Linked DNA regions of Mus musculus: region 1 is linked to region 2. Evidence: chromatin loops called from intact Hi-C (ENCODE). Cell type or tissue: heart. All regions are shown on one strand. Each heading gives the region's core, and the rest is flanking DNA. Links, peaks and the distances in the headings are about the cores only.

What was found. A loop is a pair of places that touch in the nucleus more often than their neighbours do. Peaks named below come from ENCODE experiments on the same cell type or tissue, not always from the same donor. Only the 100,000 strongest peaks of a DNase experiment are listed, where the experiment ranks them.
Region 1: a loop joins it to region 2, with 2.1 times the contacts of the local background. A loop is called at or near these places in 1 of 42 quality-filtered maps.

What each region holds. Positions count from the first base shown.
Region 1 is chr10:76,339,678-76,349,991 of GRCm38, reverse strand. It overlaps Dip2a (disco interacting protein 2 homolog A), which reads left to right and starts at 4,701. Exons shown (of 38, transcript NM_001081419.2): 1 at 4,701-4,885. The coding sequence starts at 4,795. It overlaps Gm40699 (a long non-coding RNA gene), which reads right to left and starts at 4,697. Exons shown (of 2, transcript XR_871838.2): 1 at 4,418-4,697; 2 at 2,735-3,224. In heart, for the core only: a CTCF peak has its summit at 3,188; a DNase peak (open chromatin) is centred at 4,611; H3K4me3 peaks cover 3,139 bases; H3K27ac peaks cover 2,061 bases.
Region 2 is chr10:76,432,493-76,442,806 of GRCm38, reverse strand. Pcnt (pericentrin (kendrin)) reads left to right here. Exons shown (of 42, transcript NM_008787.3): 1 at 1-242; 2 at 2,452-2,664; 3 at 5,591-5,662; 4 at 6,126-6,381; 5 at 8,767-8,822; 6 at 9,026-9,200; 7 at 9,667-9,803. The coding sequence starts at 189. Among named protein-coding and RNA genes, the nearest start is that of Pcnt, 5.3 kb to the left of the region's middle. In heart, for the core only: no CTCF peak of the experiment used is centred there; no DNase peak of the experiment used is centred there; H3K4me3 peaks cover 38 bases.

The sequences.
Region 1 (10,314 bases), core at 1,359-9,358, 93 kb after region 2:
TCTCTACTGTCTTCCAGTTCCTGATATCCATGGGGACCTCAGATGATAAGTGAGTGTCTCTAGTGGCCTGTTTGGGCTGAGCCATCAGGATCTCTCTCTTCTTTTCTCATACTACACACAATCTGTCTCAAGGACTAACGACCCAATTAGTAGTTACATCACCCAATTTCTCTGTTTTTATATCATTCAGGCTAACCCCATCTGCCCACTGTCTTACAGGCTGGGCTGTGCAGTGCTCTTTCACCTCCTGATTTAAAGATCCTTCTGACTCACGCGGTTTGAATGTAGTAGTGGTTTCATACACCAAGTGTGGATTTTTCCTCTCCTGTTTTAAAGGTCCAACTTGAGGGGCATCTGTTGCTAAGGCTCCACTTTCCTCCCCTTCACTACATTTACTACTGTGCTGTGGCTTCCAGATGTTCGGCTCTCAGTAGTTGCTCTTCAGCACAGATATAATTTCTGCTGTCTCCCTTTTTGGTATCCCAGCCACAAAGAGCAAGCTCGCACCTCTATATTGACCTCCTCTCTTACCCAACTGTCCTAAGATTCTTGTCTGTGGCACACCAAGATCTTTGCTACACCCGAGTGGAGGTTTCCAGGAAGAAGCTGTCAGGCCTGACAACCGGCAGTGTCAGGCCATGTCTCCTGCTGCTTCTGATGGTAGGAAGGTGTGGTACGTTTGTTACTTCTGGGATGCCATAGAAAAACACCTTACCACTAAACCCTAAAAATGACTAGGATACAGCAAACGCTTGGATTCTTGCCAGGGTTTCTCTCTCTTGCTGAAGCAACTGCGTGTATTACCAGCCTCCAGCCCCTTCTCCATGTGACCCACCTGACTGATTGATTGATCCTACAGTTCTTCAGATGTGAAGGCATTCTTGAAAGATTCCTCATATGACCACGAACCCTGCTACCCAGTTAGACATTCTAGCTTGCTTCATTAAGCACTGGAGTAATCCAGCCTCAGGTCGCCCCCTCAGTTCCTGCCAGTGTCTACGTGTCGGCTGTGTATTATGTTTATAGGTTGAACTGTTCCCTCACCAAAGGGATGTCCTTATCTTAAGTACAGATGACTATGACCTTAGTCGAAATTGGGTCTTTACAGATGATTAAGTTAACGTGAGCTAATTAGAATGTTCTCATATTAGGTTTGAATGGTGTCCACTGATAGACACTGGCACATAAGAACCTCATATGAACACGAGGGCAGGGATGGGGGTGGGACATCTATAAGGCGAGAAACATCAAAGATTAGAAGCAGCCACTAGAGGCCAGGAGACAGCTCTAGAACAGATTATCCTGTATAGTTCTATATGGAACCGATCGTGTCTGACACCTTGTCTTAGACTTCGAGCCTCCAGAATTCTGGTGTGGTAAACTGTCTGTTGAGCCAGCTCGGTTCCCAGTTACCACTGTGCTAGCAAAGGAATACACAGCCTTTTGGAGGGAGAGGTGGGGATTCAGGGCCCTAACCCCTTCTTAATCTCATGTTTATCTGAATTATGCTCAGAAGTAACCATAATTCTGTGTCTAGTATCCAGCAGGTGGGGTATTAGTGAGGTTCATCTAGAGGTACAGACCTAATAGACTGTAAATGAAAAGGGATTTACTAGCATTGAATATACAACACAATTACTTGGGCAGCCAAACTGGCTATCCGGCAGGGAGACCGAGAGCCAATGGCTGCTCAGTCCGAGAAACTGGATGTCTCTGTGATTCCTCATCTGGTGCTAAAGGCTCAGAGGATTCCTGGCCAGTCGCTGGTCGTTAGTCCATTTTGGAAGAAGGACCTAGGTTCTGATGTCAACGAATGATAAGACCTATAGCAGCAACAGCTACATGCAGTCACCAGCAAGAATGTAGGTAGGCAGGCCGGCCGGCAGGCAAAGCTGATTTTATTCATCTCTTTTTTTCATCTCTCTCTCTCTCTCTCTCTTTTTTTTTTCAGTTTTTCAAGACAGGGTTTCTCTGTATAGCTCTGGCTGTCCTGGAACTCACTTTGTGGACCAGGCTGGCCTCGAACTCAGAAATCCACCTGCCTCTGCCTCCCGAGTGCTGGGATTAAAGGCATGTGCCACCATGCCCTGCTTATTCATCTCTTTTTGCCAGAGATACTACTATAAGGCAGAGCCCACTCTGGAGAAAGTTTCCTCTCCTGAAAATGCCCTCACAGACTCATTCATGGGTGTGTCTCTTGGTTGGTTCTAGCTTCTGCCAAGTGGAAGAGGAGGCATGCTAGGTTTAATTAGGACCCTAGTCTGTGGACAGGCAAAATTTTCCAGGCAGTTTAAGGGGGTCAAAATCTTTGAAAATAGATACATGGGCACCTCCAAGCCAGATGTCACAGGCCCAGCTTTTTAAACAAGGCTCCAGATTTGGTTTTAGAGAATTGTAGGGGTAATCTCTTGTGCACTGTGTGGAAGCATCACCGGTCAATAAAGAGCTGATGGCCTATTCGGAAAAGGCAGGAAGTGGGAGTTCCTGGTAGAGAGAGTAGAACTCTGGGAGAGGCGGGAGATTCACTGCAGACTTGGAGGAAGTAGGATGTATAAACCCGAGGAGGGTAATTAGCCATGTGTAGATAAAGAATAGTCTATACAGGATAATTGAGTACGAGCCAGTTGGGGAACAAGCCTAGCTTAAGGACTTGCATTAATTCATAATAAGTCCCCAGGTCATTATTAGGGAATTGTGGCAACCATAGAGAAGACCCAATGGTTACAGAGAGTTGTTTCATTTACACATTTTACTGTTTGGAGTTACTTGGGATCTTCCTTCCTGGCCTAATTATACCGCTGCAGGTGACTTTTTTTTTTTTTTTTTCATGCAATTTCATAGGGTTTGGCTCTTGATCGACTGTAGTTTGCCATTAGCTGACCACTGTTTCTTACTAAGAAGTTCCATTTTACCTGCTAGGTATTTTGTTTCACTGGGTCAACATGCAGGGTTTATACCCCTGTTCAGCTTGTTGAGCTGTGGAGAAAGACAGAAGGATCCAACGCTCCCTAGAGCCAGTGGCTAAATGCTTAAAAAATAGATAAATGGGGGACTGGAGAGACAGTTCACCAGTTAAGAGTGCTTGTTGCTTTTGAAGAAACTTCTGGGTTTTTTTGTAGTATGAAGTATGGTGGCTAAGGGCAGTCTTACAGTTGAAGGACATCTGGCGCCCTCTCTGGAATTCTTTGGTACTGCATGCATGTGGTGCACAGGTACACACTTGCCTGCAAAACACCCACACATAAAATAAACCTTAACAAATGTTAAATGCTCTAAAGTGTTGTTAAATGCTGCTTAAAACGTTTTGTGTTGAATTTTTAAGTCTTTATTGTAAACACTTTTTTGTTCCGACGTCAATAAATAAAAATTCAGCTCTTTGAAGGACAAGGACATCATTCCCTTCCTGATTCCTGGCAGCCTAGAGTGAGGGACTGTCAGCTAAGCAGCTCCTTCCCCAGCAACCTGCTGGAATGCCTTCAAGTCTGGCTGTTTTCCGTACTTTACAGTCAATGTGAAAATACTCCAGCAGCAAGCTAATCTACTACAATTGAATCCAGGAGACCTGGTCCAGGAAACCTTGCTCTGGCCACACCCACTCCAGACAGTGCACCCGCCTCGAAAGGCGAAGCCCAGATGCTTTTTTTTTTCTCGACCAGTAAACTTTCGGCAGCTATTATTCATTCAAGAGGACAGGGAACACTTCCTTAGAAGAAACCATTGATCAGAGAAACGTGAGAAGTGTTGACCAGCTTTCATGCAAAGCTTGTGACTGCTTCCTATATAAACCTGTGACCTGCGGAAATAAATAGTCCCTCGTTTGCATACCACACCTCCTGCCTGTATAACCAGATTAGTCAGCTCAAATCAGATGTTTTAAAATCAGTTGGGGACACCTTCCTATGCTGTTCCTTGTGGATGTAATATTAGGCTCACTGAAAGCCTCCAAAATGGTCTTTTTTGTTGCCTACCTGGGATTTTTAATATATGTAGACAGTGGCAAGAGGGTGGCTAATGAGTAGTAGAAATAAAATTGTGTGTGTGTGCGTGTGTGTGTGTGTATATATATGTATGTAAGTATGTATGTATGTATGTATATACATGTTTATACGTATATGTGTATATATACCGCCACTCTGAGAATAGCTCCTTCAAAAATCCCACTAAGGTTTCCAACATGTCAGATCTATGCTTCCATGCCCCAAGGACATCTCAAGGACTGAGACACTGCCAGAGCTCCTTCTTGGTCAATGTCAGAGTGCTTCCAGGGTTATTGTGAAAGGGAATAAGCAAACACACTTTAAGGGCGGCAGAAAACCCGCCAGAGTTAGCTGATACCATAGCAGGAACGCGGACAGAATTAAGCGTGCCAGCAGGGCTCCTGAGGAAGAAGAAGGTGGGGATCCCGGAGGAGGGTCACCTGGGCGACATTGAAGTCCGTTCGGTGGGGTCGCACGTCTCCCGAGGCGCCTCTGTCCAGCTCTCCCGCCCGCCGCTCCTCTCGCACCCCGAAGCGGAGTAAAGCTCCGGGCTGCTCCGGCGTGTCTTATTGGCCAATGGAACCGAGCCTTTAAAGTTGCTGGGCGGGGCCGGCCCGGCGTACCCGCGCAAGCGTTGCCCCGCCCCTCAGCCGCGCACGCGCGTCCCCAGCGCGCTCCCGGAGCCGGAGCCAGCCGCGCTCGCGCCCGTGCCCGCGCCCCTGCGAAGCAGCCCCGGCCGCGCCCCGCCCGCTGCCGGCTGCGGGCGGCCGCTGCGGGTCTGCAGGCCCCGGTTGGGGGAACGCCTGAGCCACCGGCCATGGCCGACCGCGGATGCCCTCTGGAGGCGGCGCCGCTGCCCGCCGAGGTGCTCGAGAGCCTGGCGGAGCTGGAGCTGGAGCTGTCCGAAGGTGAGCCGCGGGTTCCCCCCACCCCCCACCCCGCCAGGGACCCTCGCCCGAGACCCCGCCCAGGGACCTCCGGGAGCGTCACCCCCGGAACCTGCGGGTACCCTCATACGGGATCCCCGCCGGCCTCTCCTCGGCATCCCTGTCTGGGCCGCTCGCCGGAGAGCCCGCCAGCTTCTGCAGACTGGCGGGTGCCCGGCCTCCGAAGGACACCGGGAGGGACTGGCTTGGGAGGTGGGCCTAGGCGCACTCTTGCTGCCCGACCGTCAAGGCCACGGTCCAGGTCCGGGCTTCCAGCGTGTGCCCTGCAGCCTGTCGGCCAGCAGGAAGCCCGGGATGCAGAAGCCGAGCCCCACCCCTGGAACCTCAGACTGCCTCGTGAGCCTCAGTTTCCTCATCTAGAAAACGAAGCAAAAGTACACTTGCGCCTTGTGGATTATGAGGCTGAAGTGCATTAACCTATAAACATGTAAAACGTGTTTAACACTTAAAAGGTTTATTCCTTTACGGAATTTTGATACAATTACACTGGGGGAGGAGGTGGGGGACAGGCAAGGGTCACGGTGCCTGCGTGGGGAGGTCAGAGGTCAGCTTGCACGGAGCTGGGAGCTGGTGCTCTCCTTCCACCTTGTGAGTTCTGGGAATGAACTCAGGTTGTCAGATTAGAGGGCAAGTGCTCGCCGGGCCAACCCGACAGCCCTCTCTAGGTGAGGATTTTTAAAAAGTTAAAAAGTCAAATAAGTGGTTGTTAGAAACAGACTAGGGAAATAATAGAACTCCAGAGATGGGAGTGGCGCCCTCAATTTGGACGCCTGGGAAAAGAGTTCTGTTCTCCATAAACTGACCTCCAACCCTGGTGGAAAAGCATCTGTGCTTGTTAACTCTGCTTTTGAGACTTAAATGCAATTAGAACTTGTTAGAATCCATCACCCCCCCACCCCACCCCATTTAGATTGTTAAGCTTTGCTGTGGTAGGTTTAGTGAGTTTTTGAGAATTCTCTTTTTCTTTTTAAATATATGCATTTCCCCTGCATGTTTGTCTGTATATCTTATGCGTGCCTGGTGTTCCCTGGAGGCCAGAATTGGGTCCTAGATTCATGTTGGTGCTGTGACTTGAACCCAGGTCTTCTGGAAGAACGGCCAGTGCGCTTAACCACTGAGCCATCTCTCCAGCTCCGTTTTGAAAATCCTTGATTCTCTTTGGAGGCGTGGTTGGGAATGATTCTGAGAAAAAAGGTCTATTGTACTGGATTTGATATGACTCCCCAGGGGAAATCGCATAGTTGTAGTTTGGCTTTTGCATATCAAATATGTTGTTGCAGATTGCTCCTCATTACGGCTCCAGAATATCGGTTATTTCAGTTCCGTAGGGTTATATAGCTTTTAATGCTCGCTACGAGTTTACAGTTAATTAAATTATTTCCTCAAAGCAAAAACTTCATAACTTGTGGCAGGACTGAAGTATGTCAGCGATAGAAGTAGCTCTTAAGTTAATCAAATCTACTTATACTGATACTGTTTTAGACATACATGGGGTTTATGTAAGGAAAGGGTATAAGGTGTGTGCCATGGTGAGGATCTGAAAAAACAGCTTACGTGGAGGAAGGGGGCAGACAGTTCAGAGTTAATAGCAGGAGACTGCAGAGTGCGCTGGCAACCCCAGAGTCAGAGTCAGTAACCATAGTTTCTTGCCCTCTGCTAGACTGGCACATTTCATTTTGCCACATAGGTTAAATGATTACATTGGCAGAGTTGCCCTTGGCCCTGCTCTCAGAGAACTTTCACACCTTAACACTGGACCCTAGAGCTTGGGATTATTGTGATGTGTAGCTGTCCCTGTTGGGCTCGGAGATGCCTAGTGATACAGACTGTGTTTCAGGCAGACCTTTGGAGAACTCACATAGAGGCTGGCATCTCGTAAGTGTCACCTGGCAAGCCACTGATTTATAACATGTCTGAACTTGGGCTTGGCCAGCCATAAAAGGAGGTGAACGTTTTACTGACATTTCAAGGTCTTTGTAAAGGTTTGCTCAGTGTGTGTAAGTGGTTTGAAACAGTCAAGGTGTTTTATTTATGAACGAAAGGAATGTGTTATATATATATGTTGTGTCATAGTCCTAAAACGAGTATTTCAGTATCTTTTTTTTATTCATTATATGTAAGTACACTGTAGCTGTCTTCAGACACTCGAGAAGAGTCAGATCTCGTTATGGATGGTTGTGAGCCATCATGTGGTTGCTGGGATTTGAACTCAGGACCTTTGGAAGAGCAGTCAGTGCTCTTAACCACTAAGCCATCTCTCCAGCCCTTTCAGTATCTTTTAACTTTAATTTTTTTTTTTTGGCGTACAGAATAGCTTGATCATGACCTTTTCTTTCTTTCTTTTTAAAGATTTATTTATTTTTATGTGTATGAGTACACTGTAGCTGTACAGATGGTTGTGAGCCTTCGTGTGATTGTGTGGAATTGTATTTAGGACCTCTGCTCACTCCGGTCAACCCTGCTCCCTCAGTCCCTGCTTGCTCCGGCCCAAAGATTTATTTACTATTATTCATAAGTACACTGTAGCTGTCTTCAGACACACCAGAAGAGGGCATCAGATCTCATTACGGGTGGTTGTGAGCCACCATGTGGTTGCTGGGATTTGAACTCAGGACCTTCGGAAGAGCAGTCGGTGCTCTTATCCACTGAACAGTCTCTCCAGCCCTCTTTCTTTTCTTTCTTTTCTTTTGAGATGACAGGGTTTCTCTGGGTAGCTCCGGGTGTTCTGGAACTCACTCTGTAGACCAGACAGAGATCTGGCTGCCTCTGCCTCTCAAATGCTGGGCTTGTAGGCATGGGCCACTATGGGATTCTCTCTTTCCTGGGACTTTCTCCACCACCACCCCCCCCCCCCCTTATTCAAGGCAGAGAGAAAAACTGCTGGTTTAGAATAATGTCAGTTTAATAATACACACATTTTTCTAAGTGAAGAATTCCTTACAACCTGGGTTTGTCATTGGAAGGTACGGGAAGAACTCAATACAGGTAAGCGGCTGCCTTCGTGGGAAACAGTGCTGAAGGAGATAGTACCTGGGCAGTCTAGAAAGTAGTGTTCCTCCCTCAGCTGCACACAAGCAGGGGAGAGTTGGTGTTACCTGGACAATCTGGAAAATCCTGTGGCTCTCCCCTCAGCTGTCCGTCATCAGTGACTAGACAGAAGAAGCACCTTTCTGGTTTTGTTCATAAAACATGGTCTCATTCCCCAACATTATCATGGTATTTATCATCTACCATGTTGATAAGGGCTGACTCTCAGAGTAGGTTCTCAGAGTAGGTGTGTGTGTGTATATGTATGTTTGTGAATATTGTATGTGTGTGTTGGGGGCGGGGTATGAATGTACACGTACCACAGTCTGTGTTTAGAGGTCAGAGGACGATGTTTGGGAACCGTTCTCTCATTCCACCGTGGGTTTCGGGGGTTGAATTCAGATCATCAAGTTTGGTTGATCAGCGCTTTCCCTTGGTGAGCCATCTTAATAGCCCTGAAACTTGAACATGTTGAAATGAACCAAAAGCAGCAGCAATAGCAGCAAAGACGACATGTCAGCTGCAGTTAGAAAAGACATGTCATCTGCAGTTAGAAGCACTGGTTTCTCTGCAGAGGACCCTGGTCCAGTTTCCAGCGTTCACATGGTACCTCCAGTTTCAGAGGATCTCACACTCTTCTTCTGACCTCCGTGGGCACCAGACACACATGTGGTGCACAAACATACATGCAGGCCAGACACTCACACACATAAATTTAATACAGGAAAACCAAGGAACAGAGTGGAACAAAAGCAATAGAATCCCCCACTGGCACCCAATTATATACACCTGAGCCATTGTCCTAAAGAGAGGCGTGTTCCGTCCACCCCTTTGCCTTGGTAGAGAGGGAGGGACTTTGGGGAGGTTGCCATAAATTGGCAGTGGACAGCTTGGGTGACAAGAAGGGCATCCTAAGTAGGTGGGCTGGTTATGGGTCATGGTCATGAGAGAAATGGGGTAAATGAACCTTATAATGAGCAGCTGTATAACAAGCAAGGAGCTTGAAGCAGTCTCCCAACTGAAAAAGCCCAAGGCCAGGGGGATTGACTGCAGAACTCTACCAGAACAGTAAATAGCCAATCTCAGTGCTACACAAGGTGTTCCATGAAGTAGAAGAGGAGGGGCAGCTTCCAAACTCTGACCAAATCAGTATGACCTTGACACCGAAAACCACACAGAGCCGTCGCATGAACAGGGAAATCAGGGACCTACCTCCCCGATGAAGAAAGACACAGAATCCTCAATAAAGTTCTCCCAAATGAAATTCAGCATCACATGGGAAAAGACCATTTATCACGTCTAAATTGGCTTTATCCTAGCACTGTAGGGATAGCTCAGTGTACATTAATCAATAAATGTAATTCGATACCTTAATGGACTAAGAGACAGATATCACATGACCCACTCTATTTATAGAGAAAAACCTGTAAAAATCCATCAATACTTCTTGATAAAAGTCACAGAGAGACTAGGGATGGAGGGTCCATACCTCAGTATAATGAAGTTTGTTTATGACAAACCTATAGCAAACATCATACTCAAAGTGTTCCTGTAACAAGGTAAGGGGCAGGTAAGGGAGGCTGCTCTCACCACTTACTGCTCAATGTAGTGCTTGATGTCTAGTTAGGACAATATAGGAAGGGAGGCAAATAACAGGGATACAAGTAGGAAAAGAAGATGCTATGACTCTATAGAGAAGAGCCCCAAAGACACTCCACCAAGAAACCCTTAAGAGCTTACAAGGACACTCATCAAAGTGGCGGGGCACAAAGTCAACATACAAAAATCAGTAGCCTTCTTGATTACCAATGACTGACCCAGATCACTGAGACAGTCCCCTCCGCAGTAGCCACACCACAGATGAGGACCTAGGGGAAAAATGGCCAGCTTAAAAGAAGAGTCTACAATGAAAAACTGGAGTTGATAAAGAAAGGTGAGAACATACCCGGAGATGGGAAGGAGGCAGCCCACGGTTATGGATTGGAAGCATGAATATAGTGAAGATGACTGTCCTACCAAAAGCACTCTACAACCGCAGTGCAACCCTAATAAATAAGCCACTTCTAAGCACGGGTGATGTAGCCCAGAAAAAGACCAACAGTTAACAAATGGGACTTCACAAAACACAGCAAAGGCAGCCACAGAATGGGGTGGGGGTGGGGGGGACCTTTGCCAGCTAGCCGGTCACTCAACACAGAGCTCATGTCTAGAATGTACGAAGAACTAAAAAGCTAAACATCATGAATATAAGCAACCTGGTTTAAAAAGACGGGCCAAGGAACTGAACAGAAATTCTCAGAAAGAAGAGGTACAAACAGCTAGGTAGCACTTTTAAGCGTTTGTATTCTTAGCCATGAGAGAAA
Region 2 (10,314 bases), core at 1,442-9,441:
CTTGGAGCGTCAGCGGAGCGCGCGTGCGCAAGGCCACACGGGGCTCCGGATTGGCGGGGCGAAGCTGACAGTTGTGTGTATGGGGGGTGGGGAGGCGAGTGGGTGAAGGGAGGGAGTGTAAATAGAGCGAAGGCGGTGTCGCCGCCGCCCTGTCACCTCCGAGCGACTCGCCGGGAGCCCAGGTGGAGATGGAAGACGAGCAGGAGCAGCGGCGCAGGAAGGTGGAGGCTGGGAGAGCCAAGGTTAGACGGTAGCATCCTTCTCTCAGCTTTGCGGTGGGGAAGAAATCCTAAAGCGGTTCCGGTGCTCAGACCGCCGCTTGACACAAGCGGTGGCGGTGGAGCAGTGGGAACTGCCGGGCGCTTGTCCTTCCCGCCGCTTCTGCGGAATTCACTTCCTAGGCGCCGCCATCTTGAATCCAGCGCCCTCTGTCTCGCTCCGCCCTATTACACCCACAGCCAATCAGCGTCAGAGACGTACGACTTGTAGGTGGGCCCGAGCGCCATGGGCGGGTCCTGGTCACCTAGCATTCTTAGTTGTTGTGCTTCCGGTGCTCAGGCACTTTCCTGAGACTAAACTGTCCAAGGCTTTTTAAAGACCGTCTTCAGACTTTATTTTCCCAGGGAACCAAGAACTTTGCTCCCTAGTGGTGTCCTGTTGTTGTATTTCGTTGTTCGCTCTCTGGCCGGGCCCCACAACTGCCATACTACCGAGGGTCCTCTTCTCACCTCCTTCTGCCTCAGATTTTGAATTTGTTTGAGACTCTACCCTGGGAACACTTGTGGCTGTTAAGATAGTTGTTTTGTTTTTTTGTTTTGTTTTGTTTTGTTTTTTTCGAGACAGGGTTTCTCTGTATAGTCCTGGCTGTCCTGGAACTCACTTGGTAGACCAGGCAGGCCTCGAACTCAGAAATCCTCCTGCCTCTGCCTCCCAAGTGCTGGGATTAAAGGCATGCACGACCACTGCCTGGCAAGATAGTTATTTGAAAGGTGATGGGGATTCAGAGGAAGAGAAGGTGCGAACATTTTGGAAGTGGATCTCTGGCCAGCTATCATGGCTGTGGAACCAGAGGCTGTGTCCCTACCCTGTACTGTCAGGACAGTATAGCTATAGCCTTCATGAAAGGGCTGTGTTGATTTTGTGGTTCGCCTAGTAACAGCAATTCTTCATTTGTGTCAACAACCCCACCACCACTATCACCCTGCACCCACTTCGAAAAAACATGCAAAATACACAGAGGAAATGAGAGCACAGCAATGTCAGATTACAGGTGCCGGCCAGAAGCCATTGTGGCCCTTATGGGGTATAAGCTGGGCACATGTAGATAGACACTTTGAGAAATGAGGGCATGTGAAGTTTAGTACTTCACCAGGGGAACTGGTGTCTGTACTTGGGTGGGTTTGTGAACCCAATTAGATATCCTTAGGGAGATGGAGGCTAATGAGACGAACCAGAAGGCCACTCATTGAAGGTTCATGGCCAGAGACCAAGTACATGCTGCAGAGGGCGAGCTCTGAGGCAGACAGTTGCATTCAGTGGAGAAGGCAAGAGATTAGAACAGAGTTGGTACTGTAGGCAGTGCCCTTCAAATTTCTCTTCCCACAGATAAGTGGCCTTGTTAATTTCCTCCGCCAACGAAACTGTGCGTTTCTCTTTTCATCAACAGGGGCACATCTGCTTGGGTGGCCTTGGTTGTGATTTGAGGGAATAGATGTCCCCCCACCCCACCCCAGTGAGACGTTGGCACACCAGCGCTTGCCTTTTTGAATAGGGTACGAGGAGGAGATTGTGTGTGAATACAGTCAAAAAGCCTTGTATCTGAGGGACAGAAAGGAGCTACGCTGTGCCTCTGACTGGCAGGCAACATTCTGGGATGCTCCCTAGTGCTTTGCTGCGCTGTGTCAGAAGTAGAGCATCAAGATTCTGCAAAGGAAGATGCTAGATTGACCTGGCTTAATTAAGTTTTTGCTATTTCTGTACCTCGTCTCAGAGTCTATGGCTAAGAAGTTTTGGCTGGGCGATGGATTGCTTCCATTAGGGACGAATGGGGGCAAGAAGGGGATGATCTAGCTTCATGTCATAGTTTTAAGACTTGAATATAGACTTAATTAAGCTCTCAGTGTGTTAAATCGATGCATTTTAAATCTGTTGTAAACTATCCAAGGCTTAGAACAGCCAATCTTTCACCCAGCCATATTGCTTTCTTTTTGCCTGCTTGTAGGCATCATTAATAGCCATTTGTAGACTCCGTGTCATTTTTGAGCTTCATGCCAAGGGCATCGATGTCAGTGAAGGCAGTGTTTTCTGGGAAAGCGGTCGCTCGCCCCCGTGCGGCTGAGTGGTTGGCGCTAGCGCGGACCTCATGCTCCCCACAAGTGTGGTGACCTTGTGGTTTTGTTACTTCTTCCTGGTTTACCTCTGCTTCTACTACTGCTCTCAATTTTTCCGCAGCTTGCTAACTTCCGACAGAGAAAAACAAAAGGTGACTGTCCGAATTCGAAGAAAAAGACGGCGAAGAGGAAGGGTTCGGCTGTCCATGCGTCTGTCCAGGAGGAGGGTTCGGTAGCCACTCCCAACAGCGAGCTCCCCCAAGGAGGGGCGGTCTTTGAAAGCCCATCATGCAGCAACACCCTGGAGGGGACCAGAGGGGCATCTGCAGCTCAGGTAGACTTCCGTATCATTACATTAACGTGTTGTCTAGCTTTTTGTTGCCGTAGTAATGTACTAAAAGGGACCTTCTGATTTCGCCTTTCAAAAAACGGGGAGAGAGGGATTTTCGTTTTAAAAGGTGAGTAGATGGGTTTCCCGTGAATAGATGGCTCCTCCTTACAGCTGACTTTGTTTCTTACTGTGTGTGTCCTGGCGCTCCTGTGGACTTTGATGACTTTGTGGAGAAAGTCCTCTCCTTCCACCATTGTGTAACTTCTGGGAATTGAACCTAAGATGCTTGCTTGGTTTGTGTGGCAGCTGCTTTATCCACAAGCCTGGGGTTTTTTCTTTAATATGATGTTTGAAGAGTTTCCGGGCAGTTGTGTAAAAGAGGAATGTCAGTTTGGTGCTTTGGTAAGGGGACTGAGAGTGCTGTGGGTGTGGTGCATTCTGTTTGACATTCCTTCGTCTGCTTTTGAATGCACCGGTGTGATTGGGGAAGGGAGAAGGTGTGGCAAAAACTGTGTGTGTTGGAAAGAGCTGGTCTCTGGCTGCTTAGTTCTATGAATAGTGGGAGCACCCCACCCCCTGTGCCCCACCAGTGACTCCCTCACCTTCCTGACCCTGCAGACTACTCTTTTTTTTTTAAATGACTTTCTTGCTTATCTTATATATGAGTACACTGTCACTCTCTTCAGACACAGTAGAAAAGAGCATCGGATCCCTGTGAGCCTGGGTTGCTGGGAATTGAACTCGGGACCTCTAGAAGAGCAGTCAGTGCTCTTAACCACTGAGCCATTTCTCCAGCCCTGTAGACTACTCCTAATTGGACTTTCCCGGAACTCTTGTGCGGATTGTAAATAAGGCCTTGAAATCTTGAGGGCCCTTGATATGTGCAGCTGTGGTCAGGAAACTGAAATTTATCTTAACCAGAAAAGAATTTCAAGGGCAAAATTTCACTGAAAGTAATGGTATGTCTTGACTACCCTATCTGAGAAGAAAATATGATCGTTGTCAGTGTACCAGATGGGAGATCTACCTGCAAATTCGGGATTTTGTTTCTCTTGAAAGATGCCGGACGTTACTTTGGTGCCTGCCTCCTTGTGTTCTGGCAAGCTGGAGCTCTCTAGGGGTGCATGCTTGTGCCCGGCTTACCTTCTCTGCTCTGTGTTCTGTGGGCCTGGCTTGGCTGTTAGCTGCCATTCACTGTAATTTCCCCTTAGCATCTCTCAGTGGTCGAGAAACGAGAGGCCATGCCAACCGGCCCCTGCTTAGCTGGCTGGCTGTGCTGCTGTTTTGTGTGTCTCCTCAGGCTCTCTGAGGAGAAGCTCATAATGTATAGTTGTAGTGAGAATTTTGGTTTCATTATAAACACAGAAATGTTGTAAGAATGTTTTGATTTTAATCCCAAGTGTGGGATACGGGGCTGCTTCAGATTGTCTGCAGTAGCTGACTGTGATTTGCCTCGTGCTCTGGCAGGGCTGTGACTTGGCCAACTGCAGATAGTTTTTTTTTTTTTTTTTTTTTTTCTGGTTTTTTGAGACAGGGTTTCTCTATAGCCCTGGCTGTCCTGGAAGACCAGGCTGGCCTCGAACTCAGAAATTCGCCTGCCTCTGCCTCCCGAGTGCTGGGATTAAAGGCATGTGCCACCACGCCGGGCTTCTAGTCACCATTTTGTAACTTGATTTATTATGCTTTTCATTTTAGGATCTCGGGCCCCATCCCCATCCCATCTGGTTCCTTTCTAGTTGGCTTTCTTTAATAAAAACCTCTTTGTGGTTATTCTTTTTCCTTGGGAATATCTAAAATCTTTTTCTTTGCCAGGCGGCAGCACACACCTTTAATCCTTGTATTTCTAAGGCATAGGAAGGTGGATCTTTTTAAATTCAAGGTCAGCTTGGTAAACAGCCGTGGTTCTCTGCCTTCCGAATGCTGGGATCCTTGAATACAGTTTCTCGTGCTGTGCCGATCCCAACCATGCAGTTATTTCATTGCTGCTTCATAGCTATAATTTTGCTACTGTTATGAGTTGTAATGTAAATATCTGATATGCAGGATATCTGCTATGGGACTCCTGTGAAAGGGTCATTTGACCCCCAAAGGGAGCACAACCCACATGTTGAGAACTGGTTATCTACAGAATGAGTTCCAAGGACAGCCAGCCTTGGCTTCACAGCAAACACACACACATACACACACACACACAGCAAGAAAGGGAGTGGCACGGGGCGGGGGGTGGGGGGGCACATGTGTGTCATGACTCAGAGTGTGAAGGTCAGAGGACAACTTTTCAGGGGTCACTTCTTTCCTCTCACCCTCTTTGTGAGATAGTCTCTTATTTCTGCTGCAGTGCTATAGATGTGAGTTTACAGCAGACTCTCCAGTCACTGCCTCCCGCCTTGCCTGGGGAGTTGTTGGGATCCCAGACATGAGCTGCTACCTTTAGCTTTTCCCATAGGTTCCTGGGATAGGCACTCTTCCCCACCAAGCTGTCAGTGGTGCTGGCCCTCCTGGCTCCTCTTTTTACTTTAATACTGAGTCAGGACTTTGCTGTTACCCAGGCCGGCTTTGAACTTGTGATAGACCAGGTAGGCCTTGAGGTTACAACTCTCCTGCCTCAGCTAGGGTGCTAGGATTACAAGTGTGGCCCTGTGCTCCACTTTCTTTTTAATTTAAAGATTGAGTCTAGCTTTCTACCCTCTCCTGGTCCAAACTATGCAGCTCAGGGTGGCCTTGAACTCAGGATCCTCCTGTCTTTCCCTAGATTTCTGTCTTTCACGTACCATGTTCTCACAGTTTGCCTGTATTGTAGTGTGTATTAGTATTTCCCTCTGTTACATTTCATTGTAATGAAGTCCGCTTTCCACGTCAACAGATTCGAGCAAATGTCGACTGAAGTATTTGGGAATTCTCTAGGCTACATCCTTTGCTTTCCTTCTAGGAACAAGAAGACTGTGAACTGGATGTGACTGACCTGCAGGGACAGCAGCAGACACAGCCACCGCCACCCCAGGTGATTGGCAGGGCTCTCAGCCTTCACAGGGTCTTAACCAGTGCTCTACCAATTTTACCAGGGCACAGTGGGTCCTAAGTTGCTGGGGGGCAGGTGAGAGAGACTCATTCCAAAGTAGACAGGTCGGGGCGGTGGCTTGCCATCTCCTCCTTTGCCTTGATACTTCCGCCTTCTCTCTGTGAGTCCATTCCCCAAGCAAATGGAGGGTCACATGTGGACATGTGGGGCTGGGAGTCTGCCATGGCTATCGTGTGTGTGCTGTCAGTCATGCGGCAGCATAGAGCTGGGGTTGTACCTACCCCCTTGCTGTCAATTACATGCCAGCATAGAGACGGGGTGGCACCCTCTTAAGTTACAAGCACCTTTCTCTCCCTCATTCTTTTGCAATTTCTGCTTGGCGTTGCCCTTGCCATCCTGGTTTCTGACCTGGGTCTCATCAGGCCTGGCTCCTCTCTGCCTGCAGACAGCCCACAGCCTGGAGCTAGAAGCGCTGCGCTTGAGCCTGAACAACATGCACACAGCGCAGCTGGAGCTGACGCAGGCCAACCTGCAGAAGGAAAAGGAGACAGCGTTGACGGAGCTTCGGGAAATGCTCAATGGCCGGCGGGCACAGGAGCTGGCCCTGCTGCAAAGTCGGCAGCAGTGCGAACTGGAGCTGCTGCGAGAGCAGCACGCCCGCGAGAAGGAAGAGATGGCGCTCCGCAGCGGGCAAGAAGCAGGTACCAAGCAAAGACAGGCCGCGGACCGTGTGCTTGTGTTCCCACCTGTTCTTTTCTGGTTGTTGCTTAGCCTTTAACAGCTGAGTCATCTTTCCAGACCTCTTCCCCCTACTCCCAATCACACCATGCGCATGCACGCACGCACACATACACACACACACACACACACACATTAGCACACACACACATACACACACATTAGCACACACACACATACACACACACACACACACACACACACACACGCACAACTTGAAGCAGCCTGCTGATTTTCCAAATCACTTTTACTTAAGTACATGTTTTGCTTTTTTGTTCTTCTGTTCCTCAGAGGGAGGTGAGCCATCCAGTGGGCCTTCTGCGAGGGAAGGAAGCCATCCACTGGGTTCTCTCTGTTGGCAAGTCCTTACTAGTGTTCCAGCTTTGCCCCCTCTGCAAGTACAAGCAAACTTGACTGGGCCTATGTTGCTGGCTGGACAGTTCTTGAGTTGGCCTGGCTATTTATTCATCTTAGATATGGTCATATTGCAGGTCTGCGTGCTAGATCCAATACCTTCTTAGACTTCTGCCAGCTGTCCATAGAGCAGCCTTGGTGGACCGTCTGCTTTTACTTAGGTAGTTAGTATTTTCTAAGTATTGGTGTTTTGTCTGTATCTATGTCTAGTGCCTGTGGTGGTCAGAAGATGGCATTGTCCCTCCAGAGCTGCAGTTACAGATGGTTCTGCTACCATGTGGGTCCTGGGGTTGTACCCAGGTTGTCTAGAAGTTCTGGAGCCATCGAACTGTTGAGAGCCATCTCCTTAGCCCAGCATTTTCTGTTATATAAGTATCAGCTTTATTGAGAAGCAATTCCCCTGTCACATAGTCTCTGTGTATAAGCAGCATAGTTTGGTAGACTTAAGTTCTCTAGGTAGCTCCATAGCGGACACTGAGGACATTCATTACTTGGGAAGAGGCCTTGCTTTTCTTTTTCTTTTTCTTTTTTTTTAAAAGATTTATTTATTGTTATATGTAAATTCACTGTAGCTGTCTTCAGACACACCAGAAGAGGGTGTCAACCTCATTATGGGTGGTTGTGAGCCACCATGTGGTTGCTGGGATTTGAACTTGACCTTTGGAAGAGCAGTCAGTGCTCTTACCAGCTGAGCCATCTCGTCAGCCCCAAAGGGCTTGCTTTTCTACTTGTCTTCCCAACCAACATCCCTGTGACAAGTCTGTCTGTCTGTCTGTCTGTCTGTCTCTCTCTCTCTTTTCCTTTTGGCTTTTTGAGACAGGGTTTGTTTGTATAGCCCTGGTTGTAGGCTGGCCTCCAATTCACAGAGATCCACCTGACTCTGCCTCCCAGTGGGTGCTGGGATTAAAGGTGGGTGTCACCACTGCTCTCCCCCCATCACACCCCAGGGTTCCTCTGTGTAACAGCACTGGCTGTTCTGGAACTCTCTATATTGACTAGGCTGGCCTCGAACTCATAGAGATCCATCTGCCTCTACCTCCTATAAGTGCTGGGGTTAAAGAGTCCACCGGCAGGCCCCAGATGCATCTTTCTCTGCTGGAGAAAGCCTTCTCCCTTGCCTGGCTCTCCCCTCAGTGAGAAAGACCAGGTTTCTTTTCCCAGTGCTTTCTATGTGTCTTTTGGTACTTTGAAATCAAATAAATACATGTTTTTGTTTTCTTTTCTTGTCCAATATAAGCTCTCTCTCTCTTTAGTCTTCTATGCTTCCCATTCCACTTGCAGAGGCCCCCTTCCCTGGGGCCCCTGGTTAGGCTGCAGCCCTAGGGAAAGAAAGCAAAGGGCTCTCTTGTGCCCTGGGATGTAGTACATGGCTCGTTAATGATGGATCCCAGCCTTTCAGCTACCTTTCGACTTGTCTGCTGCTGCCTTGCCTGCCTCCTGCCTCCTGCCATTGCTTGCTTCTTCAGTCCTACCCTCTGTTGACCTTTCCATCCTGGGAAGTCCTGCTGGAACCCATCTTCTTGCCCTTCTCCCTGCTTGAGTTGGGAGCTCTTGTACCGTAGGACAGTTTCTTGTGTCTTAATATTAAGTAGCTTATCTTGGCCCTGGCCCAGTGGGCACATGAACTAAAGTGCACTGCAGTTCTCTTGTCTGAAAGTTCACGTAGGTTTGGAGGTGTTGGGACCCCAGCAGCTGATCTTGAGCTGTGCTCTTAGGAGAACCTGAGAGCCTGGAAATCTCAATATTCTTTCTTTTGATGTGAGTACGTTTCTTAACTTAAACTGGCCATCGTTTGGCTGTCTTGTCGTCCTGTGTGCATTGGCAACTTCCCACAAGTGGACAGTGGGTACTTGAGCTCCATTGTTTCCTGGGTAACGAGATTGTGTTGAAAGCTTAGATCCTGTGATCTGACCGACTTACATTTTGTCTTGCAGCTGAGCTGAAGGAGAAGTTACGGTCAGAAATGGAGAAAAACGCCCAGACGATCGAGGTGTGTGGTTGGTTGGAAATATAGTTCTGCACTCACTCCATTTTACATTCACATCCCACGGAGATCCCCCACCCCCACCACCACCATGATGCAGATAAAGTCAGTCCAGGGAACTGGAATGTGCTGGGAGGAAGTCAATTCTTGGTGGTCCGTGTCCTTCAGAGATTGGGTTGTACCACAATCTGCTTTTTCTTTGAAATTAGACCCTGAAGCAAGATTGGGAATCCGAAAGAGAGTTATGTTTGGAAAACCTCCGCCAGGAATTGTCGTTGAAGCATCAGTCGGAGATGGAGGGTTTGCAGAGCCAGTTTCAGAAGGAATTGTCAGAACAGAAGGTTGAATTGGAGAAGATTTTCCAGGCCAAACATGAGGCTGAAGGTGAGCCCTTGCCTAGAGCGAGCATATCTGGGGCACGGGGCACTGAGCGCCCGCTAGAGTCTGCAACCAGACTTGCCTGTTCCCGCCTTTGCTTCCAGCGCAAGCTGCTGAGGACAGACATACAAGGGCATGGGTGTTCATAGAGCCTTCTTGCACTGTCGGTTACTAAATTCCTCCTGCAGAAGGAGTTTGGAGGCTGCTCACTTTTGGGACCACAGATGTTAGGTAACATAGTGGTGATTCTTGTGAGTTGACTATGTCTGCGTGCCTCTTCTTTCCCGCTGTGGGAATAGGCTGGCTCCTGAGGCCATTGTTACACCCCCCTGTCAGGCAATCCTGGGTGTCCAGGATTGAAACATGGTGGGCACAAGATTCTGTGTGTAAATCGTGCATTTGTTGTGAAATGCTGATTAGCAACTACTACTGAAGTTTTCATAAACTAGGCAACCCCTGTGCTGCTTTCTAGTTTCCCTGAAGAACCTGGAGGCTCAACACCAGGCGGCCATCAAGAAGCTGCAAGAAGACCTGCAGTCAGAGCACTGCCAGTATTTACAAGATCTAGAGCAGAAATTCCGAGAAAAGGAAAAAGCAAAAGAGTTGGAGGTAGGCCCAAACATAACGTTGAGTCATTTGATTGTATGTGAGGATGGGGTATGTGTGTCTGCATTTCTGGGGTGGACAGGGTACCTGTGGATTCACAGGCACACCGTGGTTGGTGTCAGTGTCTTCCTCTATTGCAAGCCATCTTATTTCTTGAGACAGGATCTCGTACTGACCTGTGAGCTCACAGGTCGGCTAGACTGGCTGGCTGGCAAACCTTTGGAGTCTGATACTCCAGCGCTGGTGTCCGTCACAGACCTCCCGTTACACCCTGCCGATCTGAGCTCAGGTTCTCATGCTTGAGTAGCAAACCTTATCTACACCTAATTACTAGCTTTATTAGAGGAGTTCTGGAACAACTTGGAACACTATATATTTTGATGTCTGCTGAAACTTAAGTGCTGAGTTCTAAGAGACTTAGTTCTTGGTTCAAAGGCCTAGAGCAACAAGGCCAGGCCCATAAAGTAATGTTCAGTTTTTAAAAGAGATTTTTTTTTTTTCTGCACATACGTGT